Linked DNA regions of Homo sapiens: regions 1 and 2 are each linked to region 3. Evidence: chromatin loops called from intact Hi-C (ENCODE). Cell type or tissue: Calu3. All regions are shown on one strand. Each heading gives the region's core, and the rest is flanking DNA. Links, peaks and the distances in the headings are about the cores only. Region 1 overlaps DOCK3 (dedicator of cytokinesis 3). Region 2 overlaps DOCK3 (dedicator of cytokinesis 3). Region 3 overlaps DOCK3 (dedicator of cytokinesis 3).

What was found. Hi-C counts contacts between places; a loop is a spot of excess contacts. Peaks named below come from ENCODE experiments on the same cell type or tissue, not always from the same donor. Only the 100,000 strongest peaks of a DNase experiment are listed, where the experiment ranks them.
Region 1: a loop joins it to region 3, with 18 times the contacts of the local background. A loop is called at or near these places in 10 of 110 quality-filtered maps.
Region 2: it touches region 3 in a loop (17-fold over the local background); 39 of 110 quality-filtered maps call a loop at or near these places.

The regions. Positions count from the first base shown.
Region 1 is chr3:51,263,981-51,274,380 of GRCh38, reverse strand. It overlaps DOCK3 (dedicator of cytokinesis 3), which reads right to left. Exons shown (of 53, transcript NM_004947.5): 24 at 3,374-3,566. Among named protein-coding and RNA genes, the nearest start is that of MANF, 120 kb to the left of the region's middle. In Calu3, for the core only: no CTCF peak of the experiment used is centred there; no DNase peak of the experiment used is centred there.
Region 2 is chr3:51,095,216-51,105,615 of GRCh38, reverse strand. All of the region lies in intron 9 of DOCK3 (dedicator of cytokinesis 3), which reads right to left. Among named protein-coding and RNA genes, the nearest start is that of MANF, 280 kb to the left of the region's middle. In Calu3, for the core only: a CTCF peak has its summit at 5,151 (motif pointing left); a DNase peak (open chromatin) is centred at 5,155.
Region 3 is chr3:51,366,944-51,377,343 of GRCh38, reverse strand. It overlaps DOCK3 (dedicator of cytokinesis 3), which reads right to left. Exons shown (of 53, transcript NM_004947.5): 50 at 2,757-2,875; 51 at 1,509-1,596. Among named protein-coding and RNA genes, the nearest start is that of MANF, 13 kb to the left of the region's middle. In Calu3, for the core only: no CTCF peak of the experiment used is centred there; a DNase peak (open chromatin) is centred at 5,193.

The sequences.
Region 1 (10,400 bases), core at 2,851-7,850, 100 kb after region 3:
AATGGATTATAGATTGTCCCTCTTTATGCCCTGGCTAGATAGGTAGTCTGACACTTCCACCCCTGTGAGTGTTTACCTTGCCACAGCCAACAGGCCTGCTCCCTTTCCCCCACAGGCTTGTTAGATTGCTGCTCAGTGTGTATACAGCAATGAACACAATTGAAGCATGACCTTTGTCTTGTCACAAGACTTTGATAATTAGCCAACATTTATCACCAATCCTACTGAACACTTCAAATGATTTCTCCCAGTGTTACCGAATAGCACTTTCATCAGGAGCTGACTATATTTACAATCCTAAATTCAGGAAGGCTGTCCTACTTCAAGCTCCCTTATTAACCCGTTCTGAGACCTCAGGCAAGTTGACTCCTCTCACGAGCTTTATTTTCCTCATCTGTAGAATGGGGTGTAAGGGCCTCTTCTATAATACATTTACTTCACAAGGAAGGTTAGGAGACATGTGAAATACAAGTGTGAATGCGTTTCTGGCACCCTGTATTCCTACGTGGTCAGTGATTGTGTGACTCTGCAGGTCCCATCATATCTGGCTAGCATGATTTAGTCAGATTATCAGTAACACAAACAAGCCATGGCATTTTAGATTTATCGTTCATATCTGTCCTTTGTTAAGAGTTCCATATGAAATTCAGACAGCAAATCTTTTTCAGTCAAAGACAAAGTACATGACATATAAGAGATTTGGGCACTGCCTTGTCAAATGCTTAGAATATGTTCAAACAGAATAGAATACTAGCTAGTCTAGATTTAAAAGGCTGCTTGAATAAAAAAAGTTGATACTGCACTATGTAGATGAAAATACCAACATACTTAGTTTTTGTAACAACCAATAGCTGCTTACAGAAAAAAACAGTGGTTAGTTACTAGAACCTGCTGAAGAAGAGACCAAACTTATACTTTGAGAATACCAGTGCTGGTTAAAGGACATCACTGGTAAAGAACCTTTTGCTTCAGGGAAGATGCTGCAACTCAGGCATTCAATGAAAGTGAGATGCAAATGAAATTTTGGTGCTGTTTGTCATCTAAAATCCAATTACATAGTCCAGGGCCACATAAATATTAAGAAAATTTTTCTGAAGTGTTTGTGTGAAGCAGCAAGTACATGCAGAGATATTAGAAATAAAGTATGTCAGTGAGAGCAGTCTGCTGTTCCCCTTCCCATATATTTTGAAAGCATTTTCTTTCTTTTTTTTTTTTTTTTGAGACAGAGTCTCACTCTGTCGCCCAGGCTGGAGTGCGGTGGCGTGATCTCGGCTCACTGCAAATTCTGCCTCCTGGGTTCACGCCATTCTCCTGCCTCAGCTTCCTGAGTAGCTGGGACTACAGGCGCCCACCACCATGCCTGGCTAAATTTTGTATTTTTAGTAGAGACAGGGTTTCACCATGTTAGCCAGGATGTCTCGATCTCCTGATGTCATGATCCACACACCTTGGCCTCCCAAAGTGCTGGGATTACAGGCGTGAGCCACCGTGCCCGGCCAAAAGCATTTTCTTTAAGCAGTGCACAAAGCTCAAGTGTGTACAGTGGCCTTCAGTGACAGTGTGCCCCAAACCATTAATAAAATCTTCAGTATAGGAGCTGGAGAAGAGAGAACTGTTTACCAGCATAAACAGTTCCTGGTGGAAAAAAGATGACTTTCTTGGTGGCAGCTTTACTACTACTAGCAATATCATACGCTGGCAGAGCTAAGTCAAAGGGAACATCTATTTAGTATTACAAATGTGTGTAGCAGTGGGCTGAGAAATTTTTGTTCTTACACATTAAAAGTCAAACCTGGCCGGGCGCGGTGTCTCACACCTGTAATCCCAGCACTTTGGGAGGCTGAGGCGGGTGGATCATGAGGTCAGGAATTCGAGACCAGCCTGGCCAATATGGTGAAACCCCGTCTCTACTAAAAATACAAAAAAAAAAAAAAAAATTAGCCAGGCATGGTGGTGCATGCCTGTAGTCCCAACTACTTGGGAGGCTGAGGCAGGAGAATCATTTCAACCTGGGAGGCGGAGGCTGCGGTGAGCTGAGATCATGCCACTGGACTCTAGCCTGGGCAACAGAGCGAGACTCCGTCTCAAAAAAAAAAAAAAGTCAAACCTAAAAAATTAACCACCAAAAATTATAAAAATTCTAATAATTGTTTTGCTGGTGTTTCAGATTTATTTCTGTGCCTCAGAAGTTTATCCTAGCACAGTGATATTATTCTTAAAGAATCAGGCTCATATTGATCTTAATATATGGCCATTGAGCATTTGGTTGTCCCTGCAAGGCAGAACTTGATCACATATGATGTGTCTTCAGGAATAAAACCAGAAGTTCTTTGTGAAAGACAGACTAGGCTGCTAGTATATTAGATTGTCCTGACCCCTTGGGGAGCATAAAGAGCTCCCTGTCCATTTCTCTCTCTAATCCTTGTTGGTTCTCCAAAGACTGGAAAGGTATCGAATGGTATGGCAAGGAAACAAGAAAGCACAGGGTCCTCAGGGCCCCTTTCAGGGCCTTTTTTTTTTTTTTTTTTTCCTGAGACAGTCTCGCTCTGTTGCTCAGGCTTGAGTACAATGGCGTGATCTTGGCTTACTGCCACCTCCGCCTCCTGGGTTCGAGCAATTCTCCTGCCTCAGACTCCTGAGTAGCTGGGATTACAGGTGCCTGCCACCATGCCTAGCTAATTTTTTGTATTTTCAGTAGAGATAGGGTTTCACCCTGTTTGCCAGGCTAGTCTTGAACTCCTGACCTCAAGTGATCTGTAGGGCCTCTTTTATTTTCTTGGCTTATCCTTATTTCCTTGAGATAGTCCCTTCTCTTTTCCTCTCCTTCCTTTCCTGAGGGTATAGCAGGCTCTGTTCTTGGAAGCTGTGGGCCTGGAGGCAGGGCCCTCATGAACAAGATTAGCGACCTTTTAAAAAAAAAGACCCCAGAGAGCTGCCTTGCCCCTTCTGCTATGTGAGAACACAGAGAGAAGACAGCTGTCTATGAACCAGGAAGTGGGCCTCACCAGACATTGAATCTACTGGTGCTTTGATCTTAGACTTCCTAACCTCCAGAACTATGAGAAAGTTTGCTGTTTACATGCCACCCAGTCTATGGTATTCTGTTACAGTAGCCTGAATGGACTCAGCACCACCCCAGTGACATGCCCCTATGTGTGGATTCCTAGGAATAAACTGTGAGTAAGGCAGTAGGCCTAGGTCTTGGCTGCATTCTCTATTATAGTTTATCAAAAAATTCTGTATCTTAAGGGTTACTGGTTTCTTGCATAATCGTTGAGGAAACTGATCCTTTGATTATCACTTTGCTATCACCCCTGGAAGGAAGGAGGACACCCCTGGAAGGAAGGAGGACTCTCATCCCAACTTGATTTACCTGAGAAAGAAAACAGGCGGCTATCCACTGTCCTGGCAATGGACTGCAGCTTGACCACGTCCATTGACTGCCCAATGTGCACAGTGCTGGGCATGCTCCCCAGTGTCCCTCTCACAAACTCTGCCACCTCTTGCACGGTGAACATTTGCAGAAGCTCATCAAAGATGGTTGGGAAAGAATTGAGGAGTGCAGCCTGCAGAAGCAAATGAAGCTGTGGTTAGCACAGAGTTAGGGTGTGTGTCTATCTTTCATGCTCAGACAATGATACAAGGTGGTGAGAGGCTGAGAAGGCACTGTAGCATCTCTGCCTTCGGTGGGCTCCTCCCTGGCCACTGACTACAGCACTCAGGCATGGAGCAAGAAAAACCAAAAAGGAAACCAAAACAAGATAATTTACTGGGATCCAGGCAATTGGAGGCTTTCATAACTTGCATATAGCATTTGCTGGCAAGAGAATGGGGTATAAAGAAAAATCTGCTCAATGTGGCTTAAGATCCACAGTTGTTTTTGTTCATAAAATGGATTTAGATTTTTGTTTGTCTCTATGATCAAGTTCTTAACTTTCCAATTTTGGTTCCAAACTCAAGAAAGTATGGCAGAGAGAGCTGAGTTCCTTCAAGCAGCACCAGCTGAACTCTGCTCACAGCCCTGCAGCCAGTGATCCAGTTCTGAGAGCTGTACCATTTCCCCAGAATAGAGATTCTCATTTGCAACCATGAAATATGAAGACTTCATAAATTATTTTCTTCATAAGTGATGCCTGGTAGTCTCAAGAGTAAATTCAAGAGGATGGGAAATGTGTGTATTTAGTTAGCCATAAACTCTTGAGGACTGTTGACGTGGGCTTAGAGTTCAGCCACCTAAACACCCAAGCAAGGGGAGTGGGAGTGTGCATGTTAGGCTTTTCTTCTAGGATGTAAGCTCTGGCAGACCATAAGGTAGTTTCTTGAGAACAATCTGATAATAGAACAGTTCCACAGCCTTTGGGAGGCAGAGCACTATAGGAAAAAGAGAATGGGTTTTGGAATTAGACACGAGTTCAAATCCAAGCTTTACCGCTTACCTGACACACAAACTTTGGCAAGTTACTGCCTAATTCTCTGTTTCCCCATCTATAAAATGGGGATGATGCTATTACTTATGTCTTGATACTGGTATGAGGGAAATTTTTACATAAAGTTTCTAGTAGAGTGCCTGGAACACAATAGGCCTTTGATACATGCTGGTTCTTATTATTTTCTCTTGTCTAAGTGGAAGCAGCATGAAGACTTTTCACTTCTCAGTCCCCTTATGCCATTAACTCAGGATTTACAAAGAGAAATGGAGTGCCATCTTGAGACAAAAAGGTGAGAATGCACCCTTCCCAAATGGCAGGCTGGGGAGGGAAGGCTGTTTTCTTGACTGCTCCATCAGGCAACAGACACTGGCTTAGAGTGAGTGAAAATTTATGCCATGGAAAACAGGCTTGTGCTGTGGTCTTTATTCAGGCCAGGCCCAATTGGAGAACTTATATGAATTCTATCTGCAGATTTATAACTCCCTGGAATATCAAGGAGATTGTTTTGCAGTAATTAGAATCAGAACAAAACATATCATTGGCAGCTTAGATATAAAAGACAAAGCAGTGGTAAAGTAGGTGCTTTATAATCAATAACAAACAGTAACTCATTTGCTCTCTTAAATGGTAAAATATCCTGTACTTAGACACCAGGACAGAAGGACTCTCACACCCTGACATCTTCTAGTGGTCATAATCAAAGATATAAAGTCTAACTGAATAATATACATATATATATTATGTATATATATGCATATATATGTATATTATTATATGTATATTATTATACGTATAAATAAATATATATATATAGAGAGAGAGAGAGAGAGACAGTGAGAGAGAGAGAGAGAGAGAGTTGTGAAACTCAGGAAACATGAGCCTTGCACCAAAGAAGAAGGTCTGATTCTCACACAGGTCTTAGCCGAGACCAGATCTAAGCTATTTATCTTGATGTAGTAGGAGTGTGCCACTCAGTACAGGGCATTATTGTGTTACAAAGTTCCCAGAAAGCATATCTGCATTGCTTTGCTAGCTACCTCTAATCTCTCCATATTTTGGCTGTGGGAGGGGAATCAAAAAGGAAGATGAGCAGCTTAAGGTACTTAGAAGGGGAGATCACAGGTGTCTTTCTTACAGAAGCACCTGGAAGCCTTCAGGTACTCCCTTATAGAGTTCCTTATAGACTCCCTTATAGAGTCCACTCCCTTACAGAGTCAAGGAAGCCTTAAGGTACTCCCAGTTGATCACCTGTCCTCTGGGCTGAGAAACCTATAGGCAACTGGTATCAAGAGGCAACACAGAGGCAAGCGGAAAACAAAAAAGTAGACTATTTTAATCTTAAATGAGGCAGAGTTTAAATATATACTTGGGCTAACAATATACCTGGCAGTGACTGAATGACTGGACATGAGAGAGGCTGTCTGATCTTTGCTGACAGGTTTTGGTGTAATATTTAGCTTCAAAAAGTTGAAGAACTATACACTATTACATAAAAATTCTGACATTCATTTGTAAGGAAAAATATCTCCCTTTTGACTGGGGTAATGAATTCTTGATTTGTTCTAGGGTAAGGCTGTGTGGAAAGGTAACAGATTAGCTGGCCAGGCAGTTTTGTTTGTTTTTGAGACAGAGTTTCACTCTGTTGCCCAGGCTGGAGTGCAGTGGTGCAATCACAGCTCACTGTAGCCTTAACTTCTTGGGCTCAGGTGATTGGTCAGGTAGTTTTAATATAAGAAAGCAAATTTTCTTCCCATACTGATATTTCTAATATTGAATCTAATCTAATCTTTTTTTGAAGTTTTAATTATTTATTATACTTTAAGCTCTGGGATACATGTGCAGAATGTGCAGGTTTGTTACATAAGTATACACGTGCCATGGTGGTGTGCTGCACCCATCAACCCATCATCTACATTAGGTATTTCTCCTAATGCTATCCCTCCCCTAGTCCCCCGACCCCCAACAGGCCCAGGTGTGTAATGTTCCCCTCCCTGTGTCCATGTGTTCTCATTGTTTACCTCCCACTTATGAATGAGAACATGTGGTGTTTGGTTTTCTGTTCCTGTGTTAGTTGACTGAGAATGATGGTTTCCAGCTTCATCCATGTCCCTGCAAAGGACATAAACTCATCCTTTTTTATGGCTGCATAGTATTCCATGGTGTATATGTGCCACATTTTCTTTATCTAGTCTATGACTGATGGGCATTTGGGTTGGTTCCAAATCTTTGCTATTGTCAACAGTGCTGCAATAAACGTATGTGTGTGGCTGGGCGCGGTGGCTCATGCGTGTAATCCCAGCACTTTGGGAGGCTGGGGCAGGTGGATCACCTGAGGTCAGGAGTTCGAGACTAGCCTGGCAAACAGGATGAAACCCCATTTCTAATAAAAAATGAAAAAATTAGCTGAACATGGTGGCATGCGCCTGTAATCCCAGCTAGTCAGGAGGCTGAGGCAGGAGAATCACTTGAACACGGGAGGTGGAGGTCGCAGTGAGCTGGGATCGCTCCATTGCACTCCAGCTTGGGCAACAAGAGTGAAACTCCATCTCAAAAAAAAAAAAAAAAGAAAGAAAAAAACCATACGTGCGCATGTGTCTTTATAGTAGAATGATTTATAATCCCTTGGGTTTATAGCCAGAAATGGGATCGCTGGGTCACATGTATTTCTAGTTCTAGATCCTTGAGGAATCACCACACTGTCTTCCACAATGGTTGAACTAATTTACACTTCCACCAACAGTGTAAAAGCATTCCTATTTCTCCACATCCTCTCCAGCATCTGTTGTATCCTAACTTTTTAATGATCGCCATTCTAACTAGTGTGAGATGGTATCTCATTGTGGTTTTGATTTGCATTTCTCTAATGACCAGTGATGATGAGCTTTTTTTCATATGTTGGTTGGCTGCATAAATGTCTTCTTTTGAGAAGTGTCTGTTCATATCCTTCGCCCACTTTTTGATGGTTTTTTCTTGTAAATTTGTTTAAGTTCTTTGTAGATTTTGGATATTAGCCGTTTGTCAGATGGATAGATGGCAAAAATTTTCTCCTATTCTATAGCTTGCCTGTTCACTCTGATGATAGCTTCTTTTGCTGTGCAGAAGCTCTTTAGTTTAATCAGATTCCATTTGTCAATTTTGGCTTTTGATGCCACTGCTTTTGGTGTTTTAGTCATGAAATCTTTGCCTATGCCTATGTCCTGAATGGTATTGCCTAGATTTTCTTGTAGGGTTGTTATGGTTTTAGGTCTTATGTTTAAGTCTTTAATACATCTTGAGTTAATTTTTGTATAAGGTGTAAGGAAGGGGTCCAGTTTCAATTTTCTGCATATGGCTAGCCAGTTTGCCAACACCATTTATTAAATAGGGAATCCTTTCCCCATTGCTTCTTTTGTCAGGTTTGTCAAAGATCAGATGATTGTAGATGTGTGGTGTTATTTCTGAGGCCTCTGTTCTGTTCCATTCGTCTATATATCTGTTTTGGTACCAGTACCATACTGTTTTGGTTACTGTAGCCTTGTAGTATAGTTTGAAGTCAGGTAGTATAATGCCTCCAGCTTTGTTCCTTTGGCTTAGGATTGACTTGGCAATGCGGGCTCTTTTTTGGTTCCATATGAACTTTAAAGTAGTTTTTTCTAATTCTGTGAAGAAAGTCAGTGGTAGCTTGATGGGGATGGCATTGACTCTATAAATTACTTTGGGCAGTATGGCCATTTTCACGATATTGATTCTTCCTATCCATGAGCATGGGATGTTTTTCCATTTGTCTGTGTCCTCTCTTATTTCCTTGAGCAGTGGTTTGTAGTTCTCCTTCAAGAGTTCCTTCATATCCCTTCTAAGTTGTATTCCTAGGTATTTTATTATCTTTGTAGCAATTGTAAAGGGGCGTTCACTCATGATTTGGCTCTCTGTTTGTCTATTATTGGTGTATAGGAATGCTTTTTGTATCCTGAGACTTTGCTGAAGTTGCTTATCAGCTTAAGGAGATTTGGGGCTGAGACAATGGGGTTTTCTAAATATATAATCATGTCATCTGTAAACAGAGACAATTTCACTTCCTCTCTTCCTATTTGAATGCCCTTTATTTTTTTCTCTTGCCTGACTGCCCTGGCCAGAACTTCCAATACTATGTTGAATAGGAGTGTGAGAGAGGGCATCCTTGTCTTGTGCTGGTTTTCAAAGGGAACATTTCCAGCTTTTACCCATTCAGTATATTGGCTGTGGGTTTGTCATAAATAGCTCTTATTACTTTGAGATACGTCCCATCAATACCTAGTTTATTGAGAGTTTTTAGCATGAAGTGATGTTGAATTTTATTGAAGGCCTTTTCTGCATCTATTGAGATAATAAAGTAGTTTTTGTCATTGGTTCTGTTTATGTGATGGATTACATTTATTTTTTTGTGTAGGTTGAACCAGCCTTACATCCCAGGGATGAAGCTGACTTGATTGTGGTGGATAAGCTTTTTGATGTGCTGCTGGATTCGGTTTGCCAGTATTTTATTGAGGATTTTCGCATCAATGTTCATCAGGGATAGTGGCCTGAAATTTTCTGTTTTTGTTGTGTCCCTGCCAGGTTTGGTATCAGGATGATGCTGGATTCATAAAATGAGTTCGGGAGGAGTCCCTCTTTTTCTATTGTTTGGAATAGTTTCAGAAGGAATGGTATCACCTCTTCTTTGTACCTCTGGTAGAATTTGGCTGTGAATCCGTCTGGTCCTGGGATTTTTTTGGTTGTACGCTGCTAATTTCTACCTCAATTTCAGATCTTATTATTGGTCTATTCAGGGGTTCAACTTCTTCCTGGTTTAGTCTTGGGATGGCGCATGTGTCCAGGAATTTATAAATTTCTTCCAGAGTTTCTAGTTTATTTGCACAGAGGTGTTTATAGTATTCTCTGATGGTAGTTTCTATTTCTGTGGGATCAGTGGTGATTGCCCCTTTATCACATTTTTTGTTGTGTCTATTTGATTCTTCTCTCTTTTCTTCATTAGTCTGGCTAGCAGTCTATCTATTTTGTTAATCTTTTCAAAAAACCAGCTTCCAGATTAATTAATTTTTTCAAGGATTCTTTGTGTCTCTGTTCTGATCTAAGTTATTTATTTATTTATTTATTTATTTATTTTTTGAGACTGAGTCTCGCTCTGTCACCCAGGCTGGAGTGTGGTGGCGCGATCTTGGCTCACTGCAAGCCCCGCCTCCCAGGTTCAGGCCATTCTCCTGCCTCAGCCTCCCTAGTAGCTGGGACTACACGTAACCGCCACCATGCCCGGCTAATTTTTTGTATTTTTAGTAGAGACGGGGTTTCACCGTGTTGGCCAGGATGGTCTTGATCTCCTGACCTCATGATCTGCCCGCCTCAGCCTCCCAAAGTGCTGGGATTACAGGTGTGAGCCACCAAGCCCGGCTAGTTATTTCTTGTCTTCTGTTAGCTTTTGAATTTGTATGCTCTTGCTTCTCTAGTTCTTTTAACTGTGATGTTTGGGTGTCAATTTTAGATATTTCCCGCTTTCTCCTGTGGGCATTTAGTGCTATAAATTTCTCTCTAAACACTGCTTTAGCTGTGTCCCAGAGGTTCTGGTATGTTGTGTCTTTGTTCTCATTGGTTTCAAAGAACCTCTGCCTTAATTTCGTTATGTACCCAGTAGTCATTCAGGAGCAGGTTGTTCAGTTTCCATGTAGTTGTGTGGTTTTGAGTGAGTTTCTTAATCCTGAGTTCTAATTTGATTGTACTGTGGTCTGAGAGACTGTTATGATTTCTGTTCTTCTGCATTTGCCGAAGAGTGTTTTACTTCCAATTATGTGGTCAGTTTTAGAATATGTGCAATGTGGTGCTGAGAAGAATGTATATTCTGTTGATTTGGGGAGGAGAGTTCTGCAGATGTCTATCAGGTCTACTCGGTCCAGAGCTGATTTCAAGTTCTGAATATCCTTGTCAATTTTCTGTCTCACTGATCTAATACTGAGAGTGGGA
Region 2 (10,400 bases), core at 2,799-7,798, 270 kb after region 3:
TGTTGCTGTATCAATACTTCATTCTTTATGGTTAAGTAGTATTCCATTATATATAGATACAATGTATGTATATAGATACAATTATTTATCAATTCTCCTGTTGATATGTGATTTGTTTCCAATTTTTGGCTATGATGAACAAAGCTTCAATGAACATTCTTGTTTGTCTTTTTTATGGGCACATGTCTTGTTTCTCTTGGGTATACACCTAGGAGCAGAACTGCTGAAACAGAGTAGGCATATGCTTAACTTTATTAGAAACTATTTAAACTTCAGACCCAACCTCTGCACATTATCTGTGCACTATGAGATCCTCACCATTGGAGGGATGATTTGATATTTAAAGATGACTATGCCAGGCCCCTCCTTAAAATTCAATCATGTTCTTTATCATCTTCTTTATACATAAGGCCCAAGACCCTTAGTTGGCACAGAACACTCTTTTCCCTCATCTCTGATTTCACCATTCATACTATAACAACATCAAATGCTTGTGGTGCTTCCTGCCACTGCTTATTTCCCAAGTCTTTATTCACACTCTCTCCTTTGCTTGGAATACCTTCTGCCCCTCACTGCAAAGATTAGTAGGAGTACTCATGCTTTCCCATTATCTCTTCCAGAAAACTTTTCCTAACCCTCAGGAATAAATGGGAAATTCTCATTAGCTAGGTGCGGTGGTGTACACCCGTAGTCCCGCTACTCAGGAGGCTGGGGTTGGAGGATTACTTGAGCCTAGGAGGTTAACGCTGCAATGAGCTGTGATTCTACCACTTCACTCCAGCCTGGGAGACAGAGCAAGACCCTGTCTCAAAAATATTAAAAACATTTTAAAAATTAAAAAAGTAATGGGAAATCCTCCTAGACGTTCTGACAATACCCTGAGCAACTCTTCATTGTTGTTTATATATTTTTCTCAGATTATAAGTGTTTACTAAAGTAAATCTGGGAATTACTTAAAAGCAAAAGCAGAAAGCTATAATTGTCCACAATCCCACTAAAATTGTTCACTCAGAGGCAATCATAATCACTGTTAACATTTTCATATAAAGCCATTTTACTGCTGCCACTGGTCCAAACCCAATCTCTCCTGATATTATTATATTAAGTCTCCCAACTGGTCTTGTTTTTGCCTGCATTTCCCACAATTCACTGTCAACATGGCTACTACAGTGAACAGGTTAAAACCCAAGTCAGAACATGTCCCTCTTCCCCTCAGAAACCTTCAATGGTCCCCATTTCACTTAAAGTAAAATCCAAAGCATTTACAATAGCCTTCAAAACCCCACAGTTCTCTACCACTCCCTCGCCAAGGCCAGACATTTGTTTCTCTGACTTCACGGTCTACTTTGTCCTATGTCCTTGTTCGTTTTGTTCCAATGACACTGGTATCCTTGCTGTCCTCAGGCTCATGCTTCTGCCTGAGAGCTTCTGAAGTTGCTGTGGTTCCCTGTACATGGAAACTTCTTTTCCAAAATATTCACCTGATTGTTGCCCCAATTCTTTTAGGTCTTTACTCAATTGTCATCCTCTGAGTAAAACTCCCTCCTCATTTATCCTATCAAAAATTTCCCCTATCCCATGTTCTAGCTCCCTTCTCTGCTTTATTTTTCTAATACATATAATATCTGTATATAAATAATTGAACATGTCGCATATTTTACTTACTCATCCTGTTTTTTGTCTGCTTCTCCCTCATCCCCCATTATGGGTAGAAATATTGCTGTCTAGCTCCCTAGTATATCCCCAGGACATTAGAACAGGGCTCATCCCATTGTGTAGTTGGATAAGTGAATATCCTCCCAGTTTTTTTTCTCCTTGAGCACAAACATAGCTCAGGAAGCTCACAGAGTCCAACTTGGCCAAAGAAATGTATCCTTCCTTTGTACACATAAGGCAATAGATTTATATTAAGTCCTTGAAGGCAGAGGTATTTTACTAGTTTTCACTGATATCTGGGACTTAGAATAGGACCTGGCACATTGTAGGCACTAAATAGAGTCAACCTGCTTTAAGCATTTGGAGAATTGTTTTGAACCTTCTATGAGACTATTGCACATGGCTTAAGTATCTTGGGAGTAGCTTATCAATTTTTTGAGGGTAGATTTATTAGAAATGACAGAAAGTAATTCAGGGCTAAGTTTGGTAAAGGTAGATAATCAAGAAAGGTAAAATGATTTTTGTTGAATAAACAGGACGACAATAAGGCTCATTTTCCTGTGCCATTTATAAACTAGCTTTGCTTTCACTTTTTGAGATGCTAGAATTTATCTCTTCTGTTCTATTCCCTTTTTTGTGCATGAGCATGTCACCTACTTTGCTCTGTAGTCTCATTGTAGCACAGGCTCTCATTGTAGCACAGCTCTTGGGCCTGCACCACCATTGGTTTAGTACATCTGCTATATATTTCTCTCCATTCTATGTCTTGGGGTGCTGAAATATTTATATTTTCCATTAGAGCCCCTTGAAAGAAAAAGATATCGTTTTATATATTTAGGTTCAAAACTTAATAGCAACAAGCAGGTAGACATTTAATAAAGAGTTTTACAATTTTGATTTGAAGAGTCCATATAAAGTGTATTGTGGCTTTCCTGCAGTGGGAGGGGAATAGTAGTTTTAATGACAATTGAGTTCAAGGTAAACAACTGGCAGAATCTATTTCCAAGGGAGTCTCTGTTCTAAATGTGCTCAGAGGGAAACATATTTGGAGCATTCCTTCTCAGAAACCAGCAGCCATATCTCTAGATGCCATTAGAAGTTTACACATCAACAAAATATTTTCCCTTTTCTAACCAAGAACTGATTTTTAAAAACTCATAATTGTATATATTTTATATTTGAAATTCTAAATTTCTATTTTTCTCTCATACCATTTAACCTTTTCTAATGAGTCATAATTATTGGACTCCTGGTTCCCATGCACTGCAAAGGAGCCATCTCGTCTCAGGGCTTCCTTTTGTTTGTGCTATTTCTACAACACTATTTCTTCTGTTCTTTTGTAGCTGATTTCTAGTTACCCTAACAACAGCCACACAGCTTACTCCATGGACAGCAAGTATACATATATGTCACTCAATTTTCCATTCTCTCTCATGAGTCTCCAGACTTTGTTTTTAAACATCATTTAGCACATTCCTCAAAATATAAACCCTGATATACTGATCCAGACTTTGTTTTTAAACACCATTTAGCACATTCCTCAAAATACAAATCCTGACATACTGATTGATTTGCTGACAGAATCCAGTACCTTGTGTTCTTCACTTCCATGTGAAGATTAAAATATCCAGTTTTTAAAATCTTGCTCTGTCTTGAGATGATCTTTAATAAATCCTGATCTACAGCCAGGCAGATATTTTACATTGCTTTGTAAATGTAAAAGTAGAGAAAATAATCCTCAGTTTATGAATAAATGCTCTGGCTCTGACAGAAACACCTCCGGTCACTAGAAGTCTGTGTCCAGAGACCCTCAATGATTGTAACTCCAAAGACACCAGCCACAGGCCTTACAGTTGAGCTGTTTCTCCAAGTACCACGTTTTCAGATAAACACAAATTAGTTAAAATTTCCCCAGCTAAATATATTTTAATGACAACAAAACTTTTTAAAAGAAGTTCAAGAAAGGTAACAAACTTCAAGCTTGTATTTTCTTTGATTCCTTCATATTTTCCTTTATCCCCAACTCTGGAAAAGCTTTAGTGGTACTTTGCAAATGTGAGATTTAGCCAAGTGGATGCTGGGATCAGAGGGGAAGTGACTGTCTGTTTAAATCATGCTTTCTGTGAGCCTGGCTTTGAGGCAGGAGTAGAAATGGGAGAAAGCCTAGAATGCCTTAATCTGAATTCAGCTGGATTCTACACGAAGCCTTTTTTGCAACTATAGATTTAATGCTGGAACTCCATCTTGAGAGTTTATAATAAGTCATTTGTTCATTTGATAAATGTTACCAGCTCATAGCAGGCTCTGTAACATTTTTGCTTACATTAGTAATATTCTAAGGAAAAGGAACAGAGGGAGGAATTAGTGTGTACATATTATGGCTATTTTCTAGTTTTCACTGTAAGTTGAAAAACATCTTCAAAAGTTTACCACCACTTTGTTCACAATGGAGTATCATTCTACCACAAGTTATCTATTTTCCTTTTCAGCATCCTGATGATCTCTACCGCCTTGCAATTTTCTAAGAAAGACTAAGCCGAGGCCGGGCGCGGTGGCTCACGCCTGTAATCCCAGAACTTTGGGAGGCCGAGGCAGGTGGATCATGAGGTCAGGAGATCGAGACCATCCTGGCTAACAAGGTGAAACCCTGTCTCTACTAAAAATACAAAAAATTAGCCGGGCGCGGTGGCGGGCGCCTGTAGTCCCAGCTACTCGGGAGGCTGAGGCAGGAGAATGGCGTGAACCCGGGAAGCGGAGCTTGCAGTGAGCCGAGATTGCGCCACTGCAGTCCGCAGTCCGGCCTGGGCGACAGAGTGAGACTCCGTCTCAAAAAAAAAAAAAAAAAAGAAAGACTAAGCCGAGCATGGTAGCTCATGCCCATAATCCCAGCATTTTGGGAGGCAGAGGTGGGAGAATCGCTTGAGGCCAAGAGTTCGAGATCAGTCTGGGCAACATAGCAAGATGTCATCTCTACAAAAAAAAAAAAATTTTTTTTTAATTAGCCAGGCGTGGTGGCGTGCACCTGTAGTCCAAGCTATTCAGCAGGCTGAGGCAGGAGAATCACTTGAGCCCAGGAAACTGAGGCTGCAGTGAGCCATGATTGTGCCATTGTACTCCAGCCTGAGCAACAGGGCAAGATCCTATCTCAAAAAAAAAAAAAAGATAAATTAAATTTAGCTATTGCTTTGTTGAAGTAACTAATTTTTCTGGTTATCCCATAACTTTGGATTTTATCCTGGACCTTGTAAATGTTACATTGTAGAGAATCTGAATTCTGCTATATTCTGAAGAGAATTAGTATTTTTGTTTTAATGGTGAATTAACTTGATTAGACTTAATCTATAATCTCCATTTCTCCTGTGGTGGGTCAAATCACAGTTTTCTTTTAGCCTTTGTTGCTAGCTGCTTTGCGTCTGCCTTGGATACGCATGGTTCAGAGGTGAGCCAGTGACATGGGTAGAGCTCATACATAGAATTTGAGATTCCCATTTCCTGCTCTCTTCTCTCCAGAACTCCCTCTGGTGGCCATACTTGCCCCAGGTTCCATCTCTTGGTTCCTCAGGCTAAAAATATGGCAGGCTTTCTAATGGAGTTTCAGACACTCTATACTATGCTAGGACTACAGCTCACTTTCAGATCAAAACCACAAAAAACAGAAAATTCACCTCATGTTGATCTTTTTCTCCAACTTTTTACTGCCTTACAATATCTGCCTGCTTTATTCATTTGGCAGCACCGTCAGGTAGTTTTTGGATTTTGCTCAGTGTTAACTGTAGGAGGGCCAGACTGTCAGGGGCTTACTCCACCATACCAGAAACAAAATAAGCACAGCTTTACCTTTAGAAGATAGCCAGAATCCAAGCCACCATCGTCTGTCATCTGGTCACTGTAAAGGCTTTCTTTCTTTCTTTATCTAGTTTTTTTTATTTATCCTTAAGTAAATAAGGGTGACATGGCTGCCAGTAATTTGATCCCTTGGCTCCACCTCATTAATTTAGAAATCATTTAGAGATCAAAGGATGAGAGGATGGGACAAATTAAGTCTCTTCCCTGGAAGGTAGCCCCACAGTAGGTGTACCTTCTCAGTAAGGCCTACCCTGACAATCTTATTTAGCACAGCAAATCTCCCTTATGCTTTACTTTTTCTATTCCATAACACTTATCCCTTCAAATATGATACAATTTACTTATTTCTATTTACTGTCTGTCCCTACTATGTAAGCTTCATGAGAACATGGATTTTTGTGTGTTTTATCCACTGCCATATTACTAGAGCCTATAACAGCACAAGCACATAGCAGGTGTAAAAATAAACATTTGGTGCATAAATAAATGACTTTACCAAACACTGTAACTTCTACCTCTGATCTCACTTAATTCTCCACATTCCTCTCCTCACAGAGGATTTTTTTGATATGTGAGACGCATCAGTCATTCTGCTCTACTTTGTCCTACGTATTTTTAGGCAGAGAAGAAGTCAAATTTCTTGTAAACAATGTGAAACTTTCTAAAGAACCTGATCTTTTCTTTCACTGTTGTTATCCAGACTCTGTAGGATGATACATTAAAAATTTTCCACAGCCTAACAGTTAGACTCAGAACATAATGAAGGATGGCATATACAGAACAGCAGTTTCTGATCTTATTTTCAGATGAAAAAGGCAGGTTTAACCACAGGCCAAAGTATATATCTAAAGTAAAAGTTTCACTGTGTCTATCTCTCAAAAGACTTTCACTTTAATGCTTCCGAGTAAGAGCTGATGTGTTGGGCATATATGTAGAAGCATGTCAAGACAGTCTGACCACTAGTATGAAATATATTTAGCTTTAAACCCTATTTGAATTCATTCTGTCTATATTTTCAGTTTTGAGTTATGCAACAAAATATACTGATGAAAAACTTAGCAGGGCAACAGGATTATAAAGTTTCACTTAAACATCCATTTGTTGGCCTCCTCATCCATAGGGCACAGAAATCATTAGCTTTCTTTGTGGATGTGTGAGAAAGAGAAAGAAAAAGAGAGAATACTATTAATTTCTCTAGCCCCTCGTAATTTTTAGGGAATTTAAGTATACTGACAATGACAGACCAGAGAGCAGGGTAGAAAAAGAAAGTGATGTTAACAGTTACCAGAGACAAGGTACCAGCTCCTCTCTTATTTCTGCTGGAACTCACAGAAAATCTTTGCGAAAATGTTGGTTAGTGAGCTGGAGTCTATGTCCTGGACCAAGTTAAGACAGGCTAGACTATACGATGGGGCCTAGGGTCGAAGGACCAAGACTAAATTGCAGGTCTATTAGTGGACTGCCTAAATCCTGCAGATAAGCTCTAGCTGCATTACATACATAACCTCTTTTGCAGAGGGAAACAAAATTGTTTGCTTTAATAAAAAAGTGCTCGCCCATCATTTTAAAATAAAATTTATCTCCAGGGTCCCCTAAGATTTTCACAGAGGCAGATTATCTCATTTGGGTAGAATGCTTGACTCTCAGGGAGAGCCCTCTATTTCAATTATAGAAGCAACTGATTTTCAAGAAAAAGTTTAGTTTATGCAAGGTATCCTGAATGCTGAAAAAACTCCAAGAGAGTAAGAATGGGACTTTGGGCCAGGCACAGTGGCTCACACCTGTAATCCCAACATTTTGGGAGGCCAAGGCAGGCAGATCACGAGGTCAGGAGTTCAAGATTAGCCTGGCAAACATGGTGAAACCCCATTTCTAATAAAAATACAAAAATTAGATGGGCATGGTGGTGGGCACCTGTAATCCCAGCTGCTCGGGAGGCTGAGGCAGGAGAACAGCTTGAAACCGGAAGGCGGATGTTACAGTGAGCTGAGATCGCATCACTGCACTCCAGTCTGGGCAAAAGAGCAAAACTCCGATCGGTGGCTGGCAAGATGGTCAAATAGGAACAGATCTGGTCTGCAGCTCCCAGCGAGATCAACGCAGAAGGCAGATGATTTCTGCATTTCCAATTGAGGTACCCAGCTCATCTCATTGGGGCTGGTTAGACAGTGGGTATAGCCCATGGAGGGTGAGCTGAAGCAGGGTTGGGCATTGGCTCACCAGGGAAGCACAAGGAGTCAGGGAACTCCCTCCCCTAGCCAAGGAAAGCCGTGAGGGACTGTGCCATGAGGGACAGTGCACTCTGGCCCAGATACTACGCTTTCCCCACGGTCTTCGCAACTCATAGACCAGGAGATTCCCTCAGGTGCCTACGCCACCAGGGCCCTGGATTTCAAGCACAAAACTAGGCGGCCGTTTGGGCAGACACCAAGCTAGCTGCAGGAGTTTTATTTTCATACCCCAGTGGCGCCTGGAGCGCCAGTGAGGTGAGACAGAACCGTTCACTCTCCTGGAAAGGGGACTGAAGCCAGGGAGCCAAGTGGTCTAGCTCAGCAGATCCCACCCCCATGGAGCCCTGGAAGCTAAGATTCACAGACTTGAAATTCTCGCTACCAGCAGAGCACTCTGAATTCAACCTGGGATGCTGGAGCTTGGTAAGGGGAGGGCCAGCCACCATTACTGAGGCTTGAGTAGACAGTTTTCCTGTCACAATGTAAACAAAGCCACCTGGAAGTTCGAACTGGGTGGAGCCCACTGCGCTCCTCAAAGCCTCTGTAGCCAGACTGCCTCTCTAGATTCCTCCACTCTGGGAAGGGCATCTATGAAAGAAACTCAGCAACCCCAGTCAGGGCCTTACAGAACAAACTCCCATCTCCCTGGGACAGAGCACCTGGGGGAAGGGGTGGCTGTGGGCACAGCTTCAGCAGACTTAAATGCTCCTGCCTGTGAATCTGAAGACAGCAACGGATCTCCCAACACAGCGCTTGAGCTCTGCTGAGGGACAGACTGTCTCCTCAAGTGGGTCCCTGATCCCTGTGCCTCCTGACTGGGAGACACCTCCCAGCAGGGGTCGACAGACACCTCATACAGGAGAGCTCTGGCTGGCATCTGGTGGGTGCCCCTCTGGGACGAAGCTTCCAGAGGAAGGAACATTGCTGTTCTGCAGCTTCCGCTGGTGATACCCAGGCAAACAGGGTCTAGAAAGGACCTCCTGCAAACTCCAGCAGACCTGGAAAGCTAACAAACAGAAAGAAATAGCATCAACGTCAACAAAAAGGATGTCCACACAGAAACCCTATCCGGAGGTCACCAACATCAAAGATCAAAGGTAGATAAATCCACGAAGATGAGGAAAACCCAGTGCAAAAAGGCTGAAAATTCCAAAAACCGGAACGCCTCTTCTCCAAAGGATCACAACTCCTCACCAGCAAGGCAACAAAACTGGATAGAGAATGAGTTTGGTGAATTGACAGAAGTAGGCTTCAGAAGGTGGGTAATAACAAACTCCTCCAAGCTAAAGGAGCATGTTCTAACCCAATGCAAGGAAGCTAAGAACCTTGAAAAAGATTAGAGGAATTGCTAACTACAATAACCAGTTTAGAGAAGAACATAAATGACCTGATGGGGCAGAAAAACACAGCACAGCTTCACTTCGTGAAGCATACACAAGTATCAATAGCCGAATTGATCAAGTGGAAGAAAGGATATCAGAGACTGAAGATCAACTTAATGAAATAAAGTGTGAAGAAAAGATTAGAGAAAAAAAAAAGAAAAGAAAAGGAATGAACAAAAGCCTCCAAGAAATATGGGACTATGTGAAAAAACCAAACCTATGTTTGATTGGTGTACCTGAAAGTGACGGGGAGAATGGAACCAAGTTGGAAAACACTCTTCAGGATATTATGCAGGAGAACTTCCCCAACCTAGTAAGAAAGGCCAACATTCAAATTCAGGAAATATAGAGAACACCACAAAGATACTCCTTGAGAAGAGCAACCCCAAGACACAAGAGCAACCCCAAGACACATAATCGTCAGATTCACCAAGGTTGAGATGAAGAAAAAAATGTTAAAGGCAACCAGAGGAAAAGGTCGGGTTACCCACAAAGGGAAGCCCATCAGACTAACAGTGGATCTCTCTGCAGAAGCTTTACAAGCCAGAGAGCGTGGGGGCCAATAGTCAACATTCTTTTTTTTTTTTTTTTGCCAGAGAGCATGGGGGCCAATAGTCAACATTCTTTTTTTTTTTTTTTTTTTTTTTTTGCTAACCTTATTTATGTCACTTAAGGATTGACATTTGAAAAGAATGAGAGAATGAAGGGTGTTAGTTTAATGAGCATGAAATGTTTTATATGCTGTTATAAGAATTGAGAGAGCTTTTGAGTATTACCTTTCTCCACTAAAAGTTGGGTAAGATGGGGTGAAAAGCTTTAAAACAAATAACAGGTAAAATTAGATAAAGTAATCTGTATAACCAGAAGATAAAGATCAAATGTAAATGTTAAAAGGGCTGCATTTTGCACTAGACAATGCAAATTCCACCATCAAGTTGGTATTAAGAAACTGGGAGATTCTGGATTCTGGTGTTGTCAGTTCCAGGCTTTTTTAATACCCCAAGGAGGGCTGTGGTTGAAGCTCTAGTCAACATTCTTAAAGAATTTTCAACCCAGAATTTTATATCCAGCCACACTAAGCTTCATAAGCAAAAGAGAAATAAAATCCTTTACAGACAAGCAATTGCTGAGAGATTTTGTCACCACCAAGCCTGCCTTACAAGGGCTCCTGAAGGAAGCACTAAATATGGAAAGGAAAAACCAGTATCAGCCACTGCAAAAACATACCAAATTGTAAAGACCATCCACACTATGAAGAAACTGTATCAACGAATGGGCAAAATAA
Region 3 (10,400 bases), core at 2,639-7,638:
AGGTAGAGACTTAGGGAGCTACGCTCTGGCCTGTGTGTTGCCACTGGGCAAATGTCTGATTAGCTGCCTTCTAAATGCTGGCCTTGTGGTACGGATATGCTTGCTCTGGGCTCAGCCTCTGTTCTGAGACAACCCTCCTTTCCTTCCACACCTAGGGGTGGGCATGTCCAGCTCCTTGATGTAGTCGTAGTCTGGCCTTGGCCTGAGGCCTGAAGCGCTAATGTGTCTGGTTGGGGTAGGGTCCTGGTCTGGCCACCAGCACCTGTTTGAGCTCTAAGCCTGTCTAGACTCTTGGCTACTTCTGACGTTGCTCTGCATCTCAGCTGAAGAAATGCCACTGTGGATTCTGGCCCTCCAGGCGAAAAGGGCACTCTGTTTTGGGTCACAGGTGCAGAAGTCCAAGAAGCTGCATGTTTTCGGGATATACGACCTTGAAGCTATGAAGGCATCTTCAGCCAGTCTCCAGGCCCTTTGTGGTGGGGCACCCAGCTTCAGTGCCCATCAGTGTTTTGTCTCTTTAAAGAGGACACAGAGGTATGTCCTCCATGATGAGCAAAGGCGGAGCATAACAGTGGGGACAGCACATAGCACTCGATGAACAGATACGATGATAACGTGATGATGACAGCTTTGGAGGGACATGTTCTGATGGAATAGGGGATGACAGGTTGTATTGGTGGGAACTGAGTGTGCCCTAAACTCCAATAGATGGAGCAGCTAGGCAGAGAACCTGTGAGGAGAGGGGCGGATATGAGGCCAGGTTCTGGGTGGCAGGAAGGCTCAGCACTTAGTATTACTCTCTGTTAAAATTAACTCAGATCTCCGTGTCTGAGGTCTGAGTCTGCTTCTTCCATCGGCTTGCAGAAGCAGAACACAGGGTAAAATGCCCACTCTCTAAACAGCCACAGGTCTAAGGAGGATTGCTCAGTCTCACAGTATGGTTGGTGGCCTTGCAATAAAAGATGGATTCACAGCAGCTGCTGGCCAGAGTGGCTACAGAAGGACCGGACTCCTTTGGGGCACCCTGGGCTTCACTTGGAGAAGCCTGTCTTTGGGAAATAGCATGTCTTTCCCCTTCCTCTTGGGGCTTGTTTGGCCACGGCCTGTTCTGAGCTCCAAGGAAAGATCCCTGAGGGCCCAAGCTGAGAGGGACCAAAGGGGCCACAAGGCCTGCTGAATTCTGGGGGTGGCTGGGAGGAGTCTAGGGAAGTAGTTTTCTACAGTTTGCACACAGAAGCCCAAGTTTCCATAAAGGTGGGCTCAGGGCAGGAGGCAGTTGGGACCTCTGAGGGTAGGCCCTGAGGAAGGAGGGATACAGGATATAAACCTTAGCATCAAGTCAGACATGGGTTAAATAGTGAGCACAAGAACTGGTCAGAATTCTGGACAGACGGACAGACCTGAGTGTTGAAGTATGGCTTAGCCCTGGCCAGCTGGTACTCAGGGACAAGAGTCAGACACTCAGGATGGGGACAGACATGGGGGGAAGGCCACCTGGGCAACAATACCTTTTTCAGCCACAGACAGATTGGGATCACTGCAGGGTTTGCAGGCTCCGACCACTTGCTGGAACAGGGCTCGCTGGAAATTCGGCGGCTGAAGGAAGGAGATAAACATTACAGAGAGTGAAAACAACCAATTATATCTTGGGAGGCAGTGTTGTGGGCGACGAGAGACAGGACACTACAAGATCAGACGGGGAAAACAAAGCAGTGGCACAGCTCACACTTGAGATATACTGAGACCCCCAGGCCAGCCCTAGGAAAGACTGTCCAGGGTGTCTGGTTCTCAGTGCTTCTATACACAATATTTGCAATACCATCCTCCAGTATCTGGCTAGGACCCAGCTGTCTTATGTAGGGCCCAAGAAACAGAACATAGCTACCTGGGAGCATCTGTTTGCATCCTTTTGTCTGGCTAGAGAGATCCCCACTTCCCCATGAGCACTGACAGGTTTAGCCTCCTGGAGAGGCCCTGCACAGGCCCATGCTAGCACTGAAGGCAGAGGAAAGGACAGTATCAAGCCTAGAGTCACAGACAGGACTTGCTGTTTTAATGGGCAGCTGCCAAGCAGATCTCATCCCTCTACCTGGCAGAGCCAATCAGGCACAGGGAGGTACCACTAAGAAACTCCTGGCATTCTGAGGCTAGGTAATGGTCACTGAGAGGTGACTTTTATGGACCCTGATAGAAGGGCAGGGACAGACTGCCCAAGGGAGGGAGTTAATCCCTACAGCTTCTTGTTCAAGGTCCCCAGGCAGAGCATTTGGAGAGCTGTGCAAATGGCATGTAGAACAGCCCCAGCAGGTAGTGAGGGACTTCAGTTGGATGGATGAATAAAAGAGGCAGAGTTTGTTCCAGTGAGGATGCCCCACAAATAGGGAGGAAGAACATCTTCCAGACCAATGTGTCCACCACTGCCTTCTCAGAACAGGCTGCAAAGAACCAATTACCTTTGCTAGACTGTTTAGGGATGACGAGTCCAGGATCTGGCGGGAAGGACAGATAGCTACATGAGCAATGCTGGTTCCAATGGTGGTTCCTGCCACCATTCTACTCACGCCTACACTCTGTCTGGATTGCTGGTCCTCAGGTTCACTGCACTCCACATCCAGAAGCCCAGCGGCCTTTTGCGGGATCTTACAGCGGAATGAGAGAGCCATGTAGGACAATGCAGAAGGCCCCGCAAATGCAAGGAGGGAAGCACAGGCTAACACACTTGCAGCAGAGGACAGTCAGTGTGGTGGGTCTATTACCTGTCCGTTCTCCAGGATGGCTGCTGGATACATGGCACTGCTTGGGCGGTCCCGGTATGTGGGCAGCAACAACATCATTTCACGGGCATGGCGGTACTTATCTGGCAGAGAGGGAGAGCCTGTAACCAAGTGAGAACAATCAAGCACAGATGACAAGCCACAGATGGAGGGTCCAGCAGTCAAGCATCCTCAGGACTAGGGAACCAGGGTAGGTGTCCCTTACAGTTAGGGTGAGGATGAACTCAGCAAGCACAGGAGGAATGAAGCAGAGTCTGGTTGTTAGATGGTGGCAGTGGCTGCACCTCATGTCCCAGCCAAGGCTGACATACAGCAGGCTGGTGAGATGCAGATCCGCTGACAGAGTCCCCACCATGCTCAGAAGCAGAGGGTGAGGAGAGTTAAGAACTGGAGCAGGGTGGCTAGGGGCTCCCTGCATCAAGCACTATCAGGAAATGGGTGTGGCCTGTATGCTGGGCTCTCCTGGGGTCCAGGCATGGGAACAGGCCAGCTTGCAATGGAGACACTCACACAGAGACAGAGACACTCAGATAACATAGCCACACTGTTATTACTTGACATACTGTGTCTTTACGCACTTACCTTCTCCTGACACCACTGGCCCTGTTCTCACCTGGCTCCCTACCGACTTTTCTCAGAGGCTTCTCCCTTCCAGATTCTAGGTCCCAGCACCTGGCCTCTGCCTTCCTGCCAGTCCTACTGCAGCCCTAGAGCCAGGCTGGCTGGGGGCCAGGGCTCTGCACACAGGTTGCTCTCCGGGGTTTTGCTCTGTGACACTTGCCCTTCCGTGAACTCAGGGTTCATGGAACTAATGTGGAAATTATGGGGCTTTAACTCAGGCTCTTTAGTTGACTTGATTCATGTTCTACTCCTGTGAGGCCTCTGCAGTGATTTCCCCTAGTCTGAGGGACTGTTATGGAGGCCACACCATGCCACATGTGGTGTGACTCTGTCCCCATGGATTCAGACCATAGCCGTAGGTCCAGGAACTTGTCAACCCATGGTCCTTAAGAAGATCTTCCACAGAAGCAATAAGAGTAACTTGCTGGCTTTCCTGGGGGAATGGGTAATTTGGAAGGCCCTCCAAATGTGCTCATTGTACCAGATACCAGCATATCCATGAGAAACCACTGGGGGAATCGGAGCCCTCACAGGAGGATCACCTGGATCTCAAGCCTCTGCCTGGCTCTATTGGTTGAAACCCCTCTCTGGGGTGTCCTCTGAGTGAAGTTGGGTAGTTTAGACCAACCCATGGGCTCCAGCTGAATCTGCAGCTGGGGTCAATCTGCAGCTCCTAGAGGCTCTGTGTCTCTGGAACTCAGGGTCTCTGGGGCTTTCCTTTGAGTGTGCAGTGCCAGCACTGTCAGGACACAGCTAAAAATACGTCTTCTTCAGCCAGCTTGCCAAAGGAGTCCTTGAGAAATTCCTCTTGTATTCATTTCAGTCCAAGAAGATGAGGCTAAAATACTTTGAAGAAGTCAGCGTAATAAATACCAGTAATGTAACTTTTTCCACAGTTGGTCTGAGTGATCCTGTTTGTAGAACCTCAGGGCTGGCTTTAAGACCCAGTCATTAAAAAATGTCCTTTCACTTGTAAGAGAATGACTAAAATATGATTTTTAAAACTCGACCTGAATTGCTATTTTGTGATTTTACTGGTTTCTATGTTCTCTTTTAGAACCTGTACTCTTAGGCAACCTCAAGAAGATGGCTATGTAAAGAGAAATGAAAAAAGCACCTATTCTCACTGACCAATATAGTGCTTTCCCAGCAAGAAACTCTCAGAATGCTTCCTGAGCATTGCAGCCCACAGCTCTAGACAGGACTACTCTCTGTTCAGTATGCACCGGAAAACACACAGCACCTTTAGACCAACTCAGTAACATCAAACCCATATCTAATGCCCATTCCACACCAAGCATGTGATTGGAACCTGGTATACTGTCTTGCTCAGGTTGTCCGTGGTCTCTCACCTCGTGGAGCTCACAGCCTGGCTCATAAAGAAAACCCCACATCTGCATACTCAATATCCTGATCCGTGTGAGGGGGTTAGGATGGAGATATAGCAGCCTGAAGGCTGTAGCCAGGGCTCAGGGGCTCTGCTGAAGATTCAGACTCATGTTATGGTGGTCTCTCTGGGCTATGGTGGCCACAAAGGGGTGCTCTGTGCCACCACTAAAATTTTTAACTCTACCACTTCACTTCCCTCCCCCTGCCCTCTGCCCTGGGCAGCCAATCCCATGGTAGGAGAAGGTGATGGTTACTTTTCATGAAAACATTTGAACAACACAAGGGTTTCTGTGTTCATGGGACTTCTGAATTATGTGAGTTGTAGTCTAGTAAACCCCAGTGTCAACGAATTACTTAAGGATTATTCAAAATCCCTGTTTCCTAGCTCCAATCAGCCTTTTGATCAGCAGGGGGAGCTGTCAACTCACAAGAGTTTAGGTGAAAAAAGCACCTATTCTCATTGACCGATACAGTGCTTTCCCAGCAAGAAACTCTCAGAATGCTTCCTGAGCATTGCAGCCCACAGCTCTAGACAGGACTACTCTCTGTTCAGTATGCACCGAAAAACACACAGCACCTTTAGACCAACTCAGTAACATCAAACCCATATCTAATGCCCATTCCACACCAAGCATGTGATTGGAACCTTGTATACTGTCTTGCTCAGGTTGTCCGTGGTCTCTCACCTCATGGAGCTCACAGCCTGGCTCATAAAGAAAACCCCACATCTGCATACTCAATATCCTGATCCGTGTGAGGGGCCTTGCAGGCCATTCCTCTCAGACATTTCCAAAGCAACAGGAATCACAGCAGTGTCCATGGGTATGGCAAGGAAGACCACTGGTCTCATGACCACTCTTGGGAGTGGGGGAAGTAACCCCAATGCAAAGGCTTCCCTCAAGATCACCTTTACGAAAGCTTTCCCCTCCCTGGTAATACCAAACACAAACTTCAAACAGAGTGGACTGTTTCCTCCCTTCTTTGCCCAGAGTGTATCTACTACAACATCTATTACATACATTTGAAAGTATCAGTCTTTCTCTATGATGCCATGTCACACAGACCCTTCTATTTTGTCTCCCAGGGCCTAACACTGTGCTTGATAGATGTAGGACCTGCACCTTTCTCCAGATGAGCCTGCACATGGATGGTATGGAAGTTGTGGTCTAGAAGGGACTTGCTTTCTTTCTTACTGCCTCTGATCTTGTCACTGTTCTCTTTGGGCCCAGTTCTGTTTAACCATTTTGTTTATTTTTGCACTTAATGTTTACCCCCAAAAGGGAAGGGGCTTCTCTCAGCCTTCCTCTGTGTGATATTCTGGAGTTTGGCCATTGTGACAGCTCATCTCCAAAAATGGTGACCATCAACACCTTCTGTCCCAAAACACACACACCATTCCTTACAACATGAGGTGTAATCTCATTCCTCTTTCTGGTATCTGGGTTGACATTAGTGACTTGAGGAGACTAGAAACGTGGGGACTTCCTGGGACATCCAAGGCTGGGTAAAAACGAGCCTTGAGGCTTCTTCCTGGGTCTCTTGGAATGCTTTCTCTGGGGAAAATCAGCTGCCATGCTGTGAGAAGCCTAAGTCACATGGAAAGGTCATATGTAGGAGCTCAAGTTGACAGCCCCAGTCGCACCCCAAGCTGACCACCAGCATCAATTGCCAGCCATGTATGTGAGCCATCTCGAATATCTAGCCCACCTGAGCTTTTAGATGATTCCAGCCAGTGACATCTGACACCAAGTGAGAATTGCTCAGTGAGCCCTGTAAACCCACAGAATAAGAGATGATAATAGATTGTTTTAAGAAGTTTTGGGGGTGGCTTATTATGCAGCAACAGATAACCAAGCCATTTGAAGTAAAAATGAGTTATTTCCAGACAAGAAGATAATTTCTCTCTATTCAGCACTGACATAGTGCACCACCTGCCCCCGTGGCAAGAGCCATGCAGGTTCCTCACTGAGCATTCAGTAAAAGCTTGATAAGTGAATAAATCAGTCAACGGCTGGAAGGAAAAGGTGGTAACCGCCAGCCTGTGAGGTCCCCAAGAGCAGGGCCTGCTTATTCCTCCTCTTTCTTCTTTTCAGGACACTAAGTATCTGGAACAGCCTAGAGGAAGTGTCTGACCAATGTCAGAGTGCATTTGAGTTCAAATGTCCATCCTTGGTTGCCTTCTGTGTTTATCAATCATCATGATTCAGAGATCTGTCCTCAGCAAGAATACCAGATAAAGTCTTAGATATGTCAGAACATATCTTAGAGACGCTTTAGGTTAGGGAAAAAAACAAAACCAGAAGGGATTACAGAAACTGTTTCTGCAGCTCTATTCAGGACTATTTACCTGAAGACACTATAAATGCCAACCTTGACTGTGGCACTCATGGCTCAGGGTTTCTTTTCTTTTTATTCCCAAGGCCGTCTTTCAGTGTGCCTTCTTGATAACACATATCACTGCTCCTTCTCTATGTCTGCAGCTTTCACATACTGACAAATCTTCAGCATGCACCGATCTTTTGGTTCATTTGTCCTATTTAGTACTAGAAATGTCTGCTTTCAAATGCTGGCTCCCCTTTTCTGACCTCAGAGTCCATGCTAGGGAGGCAATATGGGCAGTGGAATGGGCATGAGAGTGAGGGCTGGTGAGTGTAAAGATCTGTGCCCCAAACTTAGCTTGGCTGTGAACTGGCTAGGTGGCCTTAATTCCCTTGCCCTGGAAATGAGGGCTTGGTCTGAATACTTCAGGTGAAGTCTGACTGTGCCTGCTGCAACCTTACTCCACTTCCCTCTACAATCTGCCAAGGCTTTTCCCAGGTGGTCACTGCATCTTTTCACTGTGCCATACAGCAGTCACTCCTACTGTGGGCTTCTCTCCATCACTCCTACTGTGGGCTTCTCTCCATCACTCCTACTGTGGGCTTCATGGGTTTGTGTGCTTTAGAGAGCTTCTTTTCTTAATGACTTCCCAAGTCATACATTTGTGCTATTACACCAATCAGACGTAGATTTTCACATAGTCCCATATTTCTTGGGGGCTTTGTTCATTTCTTTTTACTCTTTTTTCTCTAAACTTCTCTTTTCGCTTCATTTTCATTCATTTGATCTTCAATCACTGATACCCTTTCTTCCAGTTGATCGAATCGGCTACTGAAGCTTGTGCATGCATCACGTCACTCTCATGCCATGGTTTTCAGCTCCATCAGGTCATTTAAGGACTTCTCTACACTGTTTATTCTAGTTAGCCATTCATCTACTCTTTTTTCAAGGTTTTTAGCTTCTTTGCAATGGGTTCAAACATCCTCCTTTAGCTCGGATAAGTTTGTCATTACCGATCATCTGAAGCCTTCTTCTCTCAACTTGTCAAAGTCATTCTCCATCCAGCTTTGTTCCATTGCTGGCGAGGAGCTGCGTTCCTTTGGAGGAGAAGTGCTCTGATTTTTAGAATTTTCAGCTTTTCTGCTTTGGTTTCTCCCCATCTTTGTGGTTTTATCTACCTTTGGTCTTTGATAATGGTGACGTACAGATGGGGTTTTTGTGTGCATGTCCTTTCTGTTTGTTAGTTTTCCTTCTAACAGTCAGGACCCTCAGCTGCAGGTCTGTTGGAGTTTGATGGAGGTCCACTCCAGACCCTGTTTGCCTGGGTATCAACAGTGGACGCTGCAGAACAGCAAATGTTGCTTTCTGATCCTTCACTCTGGAAGCTTTGTCTCAGAGGGGCACCCTGCCATATGAGGTGTCAGTCGCCCCCTACTGGGAGGTGCCTCCCAGTTAGGCTCCTGAGGGTTCAGGGACCCACTTGAGGAGGCAGTCTGTCCGTTCTCAGATCTTAAACTCCATGCTGGGAGAACCACTACTCTCTTCAAAGCTGTCAGACAGGGACGTTTAAGTCTGCAGAAGTTTCTGCTGCCTTTTGTTCAGCTATGCCCTGCCCCCAGAGGTGGAGGCTACAGAGGCAGGCAGCCCTCCTTGAGCTGCAGTGGGCTCCACCCAGTTCGAGCTTCCCAGCCGCTTTGTTTACCTACTCAAGCCTCAGCAATGGCGGATGCCCCTCCCACAGCCTCACTGCCTCCTTGCAGTTCAATCTCAGACTGCTGTGCTAGCAGTGAGAGAGGCTCCATGGGTGTGGGATCCCCTGAGTCAGGCGCAGGATATAATCTCCTGGTGAGCCCTTTGCTAAGGCCACTGGAAAAGCGCAGTATTAGGGTGGGAGTGTCCCGATTTTCCAGGTACCATCTGTCACGGCTTCCCTTTGCTAGGAAAGGTAACTCCCCGACCCCTTGCATTTCCTGGGTGAGGCAATGCCCCGCCCTGCTCCGTGGGCTGCACCCAGTGTCTGACAAGCCCCTGTGAAATGAACCCAGTACCTCAGTTGGAAATGCAGAAATCACCTGTCTTCTGTGTCAGTCACACTGGGAGCTGCAGACTCGTTGTGTTCCTATTCATGATGGGGAGAATGGAACCAAATTGGAAAACACTCTTCAGGATATTATCCAGGAGAACTTCCCCAACCTACCGAGGCAGGCCAACATTCAAATTCAGGAAATACAGAGAACACCACAAAGATATTCCTCAAGAAGAGCAACTCCAAGACACATAATTGTCAGATTCACCAAAGTTGAAACGAAGGAAAAAATGTTGAGGGCCACCAGAGAGAAAGGTCAGGTTACCCACAAAGGGAAGCCCATCAGACTAACAGCAGATCTCTCAGCAGAAACTCTACAAGCCAGAAGAGAGTGGGGGCCAATATTCAACATTCTTAAAGAAAAGAATTTTTAACCCAGAATTTCATATCCAGCCAAACTAAGCTTCATAAGTGAAGGAGAAATAAAATCCTTTACAGACAAACAAATGCTGAGAGATTTTGTCACCACCAGGCCTACCTTACAAGAGCTCCTGAAGGAAGCACTAAACATGGAAAGGAACAACCGGTACCAGCCACTGCAAAAACATGCCAAATTGTAAACACCATCAACGCTACAAAGAAACTGCATCAACTAACGAGCAAAATAACCAGCTAACATCATAATGACAGGATCAAATTCACACATAACAATATTAACCTTAAATGTAAATGGGCTAACTGCTCCAGTTAAAAGACACAGACTGGCAAATTGGATAAAGAGTCAAGACCCATCAGTGTGCTGTATTCAGGAGACCCATCTCAAATGCAGAAACACACATAGGCTCAAAAGAAAGGGATGGAGGAAGATCTACCAAGCAAATGGAAAACAAAAAAAAAGCAGGGATTGCAATCCTCGTCTCTGATAAAACAGACTTTAAACCAACAAAGATCAAAAGAGATAAAGAAGGCCATTACATAACGGTAAAGGGATCAATTCAACAAGAAGAGCTAACTATCCTAAATATATATGCATCCAATACAGGAGCACCCAGATTCATAAAGCAAGTCCTTAGAGACCTACAAATAGACTTAGACCCCCACACAATAACAATGGGAGACTTTAACAGCCCACTGTTAATACTAGACAGATCAATGAGACAGAAAGTTAACAAGAATATCCAGGAATTGAACTCAGCTCTGCACCAAACGGACCTAATAGACATCTACAGAACTCTCCACCCCAAATCAACAGAATATACATTCTTCTCAGC